Regions from separate parts of the Mus musculus genome. Here region 2 is linked to region 1. Evidence: chromatin contacts called from ENCODE Hi-C or POLR2A ChIA-PET data. All regions are on one chromosome and are shown on one strand. Each heading gives the region's core, a stretch centred on a gene start or an enhancer-like site at or near the end of the contact. The rest is flanking DNA. Distances are from core to core; before and after follow the strand shown. Region 1 holds the start of Snhg6 (small nucleolar RNA host gene 6). Region 2 holds the start of Mybl1 (myeloblastosis oncogene-like 1).

Region 1 (3,292 bases), core at 404-2,903:
TGGCATCTCAGTCTTTTAAGATTCTCTCTTCAAAGAAACACTCAGCTGGGTAAACGGCAAAAACTTAAGTCATCATTGTGCCAGCTATTAAGGCCCTGTTAATCAAACCTCAAAGAAAAAAAAAAACCACACACACAATTTGTACCTTGTTATTGGCAAATGTAGTCCTGGCAGCTTGTTTCAATCACTCTCCATGACAAGTGTTTAGAAAATATTTGTTCAAGCACCTTCAAATGAGCAGGTTTTGTTGCACCTAAAAATTAAAATATTTGTGAACTCTCATTTTACTTCCATGTTTTAATACCTTGCATGAGTGTGCACTGGCTACTTTTATGTCACCTTGACACAAGCTAATCACTGGTGTAGGAAGCTACAATTGTAAAAATGCATCCTTAAGATAGGGCTGTGGACAAGCACGCCTGTAAGGCATTTTCATAATCAGTGACTGGGGTAAGGGGGCAGCCACCTCCCCTGGGCTGGAGGCCCTGTGTTCTCTAAGAACCAAAGCGTAAGCTAATAGCATCCTCCATGGCTTCGGCATCCGCTAACTCCAGGTTCCTGTGGTGCTTCAGTTCCTGTCCCATCATCCGTCCATCACAGACAGAAAAACATTTTACTCACGCCCTTCACTGCCAGTACTAACTTAAAGGACTGAGTACCAAGCCTTGGCTTCTCAGTCTTGGTGCTTGCACGGAAAAGCTTGAGGCATATATGCAATTGTGCAGACCATCACTGGGACATTAGAACAGGAAACGGCATGGCCAGAGTCACAAATCAGAGAATGAATGATTGAACCGATTACTGGTGATGACTTATCACCTGCAAACCGATGAGAAATCCTTAATCATTTTCATATTTGAAACGCTGAGTTTACAGAAATCCAGAGTACCCAATTTGGCTTACAGATACCAACAGTAAAGTATAACATGCAGGCCTGAAATGTAGTGTTCTTTTGTATCCACACGCTTCAGAACTTACCACCACCTTCTTTTGCCAGCATCCCCACCCTGCGTGGCTTTCAAATAGTTTGAAAATTTTGCTCCAACTTTAGATCGTACTTACAGGGTTGATCCATGAATACAAGCTTTTTAGAGTGATGCCAATACTTCAGATCAAACTATTAATCTTTAAAAAAAAAAAAAGCCAAAAAAAAAAAAAAGCCTAAAATTGGCGGTCTTAACATCTTAGAAGCAGTACTTTTCCGCCTCTGTAAAATTTCCTATGGATTACTCACTTAGGAAGCCTGAAACAGACCGCATGGTGGCTTTTCTTGGGGATACAAAGGGGCTCCCGCCAGGGTGCAGGCCCAGATGAAAGCTGCCGCCAGAAGCGGCCGCTTGTGCCCGCACTTCGAAGCGTCCAGAGGAGCAGGCCTTATAACTAATCTCGGTTAAGATTTGGAGACCATTGGGAACGCGCCCCGCCGCTCACAGCGGGCCAAGGGCCACACCGAACCCGGGAGCCATGGGGCCCCCGTACCCGGCTAGAGACGGACGCCGCCAACAAGGAAGCCCTCTCCGCACACACGGGGTTAAGCAGACCGCAGGATTCGCACCTGGAAACGCCCAAGGACACGCCGGGTTCGGCCGCCCGCGGCCTCCGCTGTGCGCCATGCTGCACCGTCTGCTCGCGCTCTACGGCGCTGCCGAGAAAGGAAGTGGCCCAGCGTGCGCGACCCTAAGGCGCTCCTGTAGGCCCCGCCTCTTCCGGCCAGCCCTCTTCTGCGTGCTCGCCTTCACCCCCTCCTCTTCCGGCTCTGTGTTTCTAGTGGGGCGGAGGGAGCAGGTTGTGGGAATTAGTGCGAATACTTCCGCTAGAGCTTTTTAATTGATTTTTCAAGTAATGAATAATGCCTTAAAATAGGACAGTCTCCCAGTCCAGGTCCTTATGTTTGCTGGGTCTTCTACATCCTCACCTACTTCAGTGTTTAAAAACCGTTGGTATTAGAAACTATTTAATTTTTTTTTTCTAAGATGTATTTTATATGTATGGGTGTTTGGCCTGCACGCTAGCCATGTGTGCCTCGCCCGAGAACCTGGTACTGACAGAGTTCAGTAGAGAGTGTCAGATGCCCTGGAACTGGGGTTATATGTGACCCAACTTACAATATGAGTGCTGGGAATCTAACCCTGGGTCCTCTGGATGAACAGTCAGTGTTCTTAACTGCTAAGACATCCCCAGCCCACAGCAGCTCCATTAGAGTTAGTGTTCTGGAAGCAGCAAGCACACGGACACACTCACAGAAAGAGAGATAAAAATTGATTGTCAGAAAAAAAGGAGCGTGCAGGGCGTGGTGGCGCACACCTTTAATCCCAGCACTTATTCCCTTAAATCCCAGGCAGGCGGATTTCTGAGTTCGAGGCCAGCCTGGTCTACAGAGTGAGTTCCAGGTCAGCCAGGGCTACACAGAGAAACCCTGTCTCGAAAAAACCTAAAGAAGAAAGAAAAAAAAAAAAAGAAAGAAAGAAAGAAAAAAAGGAGAAGCTGTTAATGAGTTTGATTTGTAATAGTAATAGAATTTTTCTTAGTCATGAAGTAGTCACCGGGCTGGAGAGACAGCTCAGCTAGTTAAGAGCACTGACTGCTTTTCCAGAGGTCCTGAGTTCAAATCCCTGTAACCACATGGTGGCTCCCAACCATCTGTAATGAGATCCAATGACCTCTTCTGGTGTGTCTGAAGAAAGCTAAAGTGTACTCACATACATAAAAATAAATAAATATATCTTTAAAAAAAAAAGAAAGTAGTCACCTAATGTGTTAGAGTTACTATTGTTGAACTTAATGGTCATGATGAAACACCACAACCAAAAGCAAATTGGGGAGGGAAAGGGCTCATTTGATTTAGCATTCTAAGCCACTATTCATCACTGAAGGAAGTCAAAATAGGAACTCAAGCAGTACAGAAACCAATGCAGAGGTCATGGAGGGGTGAAGCTTACTGGCTTATCTCATGCCTTCTCAGCTTGCGTCTCAGGATCCCTGGCCCAGGGGTATCCTCACCTACAAAGAGCTGGCTTCTCTCTCAGCCTCTGACTTTTTACTCTCCTTGGCCTCAAACTAACTCTGGCGATCTGTTCTCATCTTCTGGCTCCTTCTCATTCTTTGGCTCATCCTGTGCCTTCCTCATTAACCACTAATTAAGAAAATGCCCTATAGGTTTGCATACAGCCTAGTCTTATGTTAGCAGTTTCTCAATTGAGGGACCCTCCTCTATAGCATGTGTCAAACTGACATCAAACTACCCAGCAAAGTTACCTTGTTTGTGAATGTTATGACTGCATTGATTTTCTAG
Region 2 (3,818 bases), core at 330-2,829, 240 kb before region 1:
ATGTCTTTGAAGTTGTAGATCAGCAGTTCTTACCTGCATGGTCCAGATTCCATCCCCCCAGAGATATGTGGCACCATCTGTAAACAGTTTTGGTTGTCCTGACTGTAGGAAAAAGGGCTACTGTCTTCTACTGAGTAAAGGTAAAGGTGCTGCTAAAAACCCCTACAACTACCTCATCCAAAATGATAAAAGACCAAGGTAGTGTGCCTGTGGGTGTATGCGTATATGCACACTTGTTCCACTTCAATGTTCAATCTATTCTGCAGCCACTTTATATAAAGTAATTATGTCATAATTAAATTTATGTTGATATCTGCAGAACCAACCTACATATAGAAGAATATATGAATAAAGCCAAGTATTTTATGCGTAGTTATTTTAAATCAAACTCTGCAATGAATGACTCTCAGTACTAAATTTCAGCTCAGGGAATATGACTCTTAGATTTTGAAGCTGTGTATCTAGATAAATGGAAATTCTGAGAAATACTTTTCAGGTTTCCTTAATACTGAAAATCGAGACACTAGATTTTTTTGTCATCTGATTATGCCACACAATTTAGGAGTAGCTATTACAATAGCATAAAATAAAAGTTAGGTGCATAAAGACATCCTAGCACATCTTTCTACAACAACAACATTGTGTCCTACTTGTTACAATGCCGATACAATCAGAATCAAACATGAATACTTGAGATACAAAGTAACTAAGACACATTGGTTTAGGATCAAGTTTACTCGATAGTAACAACGTAACAATGTCCTCAGAAGATACTAAGAAAAAGAAAAGCTCAGAAGAGCAGTGCGCACAAGGGAGATTTAGCGAATTCCCTTCTCAAGATTTCCCAGAACCGTGCCCGCCCAGGTTTGTCAAGGAGATCTGTTTTGATTTGGCACGATTAAGTCAGAGGAGAGAACCCCATTTCAAGTCATCCAGGCAAACACAACCGCTTCCCCTGGCGTGGCGTATCCCCTGACAGTGGGCAAACTTACCTGGCAAGAAACCTCCCTGAAAGTGGCTGTGAGAAGTTAGAAGTCTGGGCGTGAGCTGTGGGAGAATCCGTCAATGCAGCAACCTGAGCATTTGTTAGAGAGAGTCCTACACACAGTCGTCTAATAATGATGGAGTCTAATAATGATAGATGCTCTCAGGCCAGCGCGGCCGAAGCGGGTGTGGGACACCCACCGAACAGGAAAACCTATGCCCCCCAGGCTCGAGAGGGCCTAAGTGGGGACCAGCAGGAAAGGACAGAGAGCAAGAGTCGAGACAGGGCCGCTAGGCCGGGTCCGAGGGGATGGCACCCACCTGCGCGACCTCTTCGCCATCCTTCAAGTACCGCATAGGCGCGGGCTGGGCGGGGACGCGGGGTCAGCCTCCTCCAGCCTGGGGCCAATGCTCCCTCTCCGAGACCCACCCGCCGCTTCCCCAACTCCTTCCCTCAGGTGACCGAGAGCGGAAAGCAGGCCCGGTCAGGTCAGGGCCAGGCGGGACTGAGGGACAGAGGGGCGGACCAAGACCCACTGCTCCTAGCCGCGGCCGGGCCCGGCCAGGGATGCCCTGGACATGTCAGGAGGCGTGCTCCCGCCCGCCGCCGCCCCGCCCGCCGCCGCCGCCTCCGCCTCAGAGCTGCCGGCCCTGCGCCGCTCCGTCACGGGCGCCGACCCCCGCCCTCTCCCCGCAGCGAGCAGCACTGCAGCACTCGCAGCCTCCTGCAGGGTTTTGTCCGCACCGCCGAATCTCGCGCCCAGCCTCCCTCAAGAGCCGCCGTTTGAATCTGCGCACGCGGCCCCGAACCTCATTGGCTGGGGCGGCCGCGCGCAGGGGGGCGGGGGCGGGGCGGCGAGGGCGCGCGCGGCAGAGGGCGGGGCCGGCGGGGCTAGAAGCCAGGATTGGAACTCGCGGGAGTCCCGGAGCGCCGTGGAGCCGGGGGAGGGGCGGGGCGGGATGGGGGAGGCGCGAGGCCGGTTCACGGGCCGAGGTGACAGGACACGGAACGCGGGGTGAGCCACCCAGTGGGGCGCGGAGATTGCTGGGAAGGCGAGTTTCTGCGCCCCGGGTGTGTGCCGGAAGAGGCGCCGGGGCCGATCCAGCCGCCGCCACCTCCGGAGGGGTGCGGAGCGTGCCTCTGGGGCGGGGACAGTCGGGGTCCTGGGCAGGGGAGGACCTCGCGGGCGCTAGTTCGCGCTGTGAGTCTCGCCACTTAAGGGCGCGGTCATCTACTTAACCTTCTAGCCAGGAAACTTGCGCGGCCGTTATTTTCTTAAGCATGTGTGAGTTAGTTCTGCGCCGAAAGGACAAGGAAACTGGCCAAGACCCTGTTGTTGTGTCTTTTGTTTTCCCCAGAGATGAATAAAAGTGTGATAAGTGGGGAGTTGTTATCTCGAGGCTTGCGTGGAACGGGAAAAGGTTGATAGTGCTCCAGAAGCTCAACCTCGTACTCCGTCTACAAAGGGGGCGGGATGCTCTTCGCGGGGAACCCAGAGTCCCGGAGGTGCGCCTGAAAGCTGGAGTAACTGAAATCTTGCATAGGGGAAGGGGCCTCTTACAGTTGCAACTTCTCAACAGTTACACGGTTAAAGAAGCATACAAGGAGATTATTAACTACAGTAGCGATTAGACACGGCGAAGAGCCCAAATTTGCAAGACACCATGCTCTACTGCATAGAGTGATGAACCACAGATCAATGTTGTTACAAACTGACATTTTTTGCTATTTTGAAACTGTACGCATCGTCTTTTGCAAATCAGAGATACAGGTGCAAATACAAATCAAGATGAGCTTGCAATTCAAAACAACCAGGTAGATACACACTCGCTTTTAAAAAAAAAATAACTTCCTTTTTCTCAAGATATATTTTGGGAAGGAAAAGCACTTTTAAATTATTTTCTGAGTTCCATAGTAGCTTCTAAAGAGAGAGACTAATTTAGAAATTAATATTTTTGAGACAAGGTGTTGTTATGTACCCCAGGCTGATCTTGAACTCAGTATAGAGCCCAGACTTTCTTCATGATCTACCTTAGCTTCACCAGGGCTACATGATGGAATGCTCCTCCTAGTCTTCAAATGTCATTTGGAAGCATATTTACTCTTGGGTATGCATTGTTCCATTTTTATTCTAACAGGAAGCAAAACTGATATTCTTAGGTTATGATCAGCTTTATACAAACAACCGTTTTAGAACTTGAAGGTAAGTGCATCAGATTTTTAAGTAAAATTTATTCTCATTGTTTTATATAGGGAAACGTCCTCCCAAAGATAGTATTACAGAATACTTTGAGACAAGGTGGTGTTATGTACTCAAGGCTGACCAGATCTCCAGAGCGCCTACAGCAGATGATGGCAGATAAAGAAGAACACTTGAAGTTCTCTGGCCAGCTGGACTGCTTTATGTAGTGCTGAACAAGACTCTGATGTTGGGGGAGAGTTTTGTATGCTGTGTATTCAGATGCTGCTACTGTGCCCTGAGATCTGAGAGTTAGCATTGTCATTATTATTGAAGCATTTCCTGTGTATTGTTCCCCGCCACTTCTGATTGGTTGATGAAGAGCTGATCGGGCTATAATTGGGAGGAGAGTGAAGGTAGGACTTCCAATCCCATTGAGGGAGTCCCAGGTGGAGGTATCCAGACAAGAGAATGACCTTGTGGACACAGATGGAGAGGAGCAGCCAGGAGAGCCTAAAATGGCAAGTAATGGGTCATGTGGCTGTGTAGTAGGCAGCACAGTCGGTTAGAATAGATGGATATATACTCAGCTGTAGTACTTGAAACTTATTAATAAATATACCAGGTCCCTGTGTCATTATTTCAGAACAAGAG

What was found. A loop is a pair of places that touch in the nucleus more often than their neighbours do. ChIA-PET counts read pairs that join two places held with the same protein, here RNA polymerase II (POLR2A).
Region 2: POLR2A ChIA-PET joins it to region 1 with 25 read pairs in embryonic stem cell. The contact joins the promoter of Mybl1 here to the promoter of Snhg6 in region 1. A Hi-C loop is called at or near these places in 1 of 37 maps with a recorded cell type or tissue (T-helper 17 cell). POLR2A ChIA-PET finds 5 or more read pairs at or near these places in 2 of 5 experiments (both embryonic stem cell).

What each region holds. Positions count from the first base shown.
Region 1 is chr1:9,942,465-9,945,756 of GRCm38, forward strand. Snhg6 (small nucleolar RNA host gene 6) reads right to left here and starts at 1,654. Exons shown (of 4, transcript NR_024067.2): 1 at 1,556-1,654; 2 at 146-253. Snord87 (small nucleolar RNA, C/D box 87) reads right to left here and starts at 79; the gene lies at 6-79. It also overlaps a transcript of Mcmdc2 not described here.
Region 2 is chr1:9,698,630-9,702,447 of GRCm38, forward strand. It overlaps Mybl1 (myeloblastosis oncogene-like 1), which reads right to left and starts at 1,580. Exons shown (of 15, transcript NM_001290397.1): 1 at 1,306-1,580. The coding sequence starts at 1,325.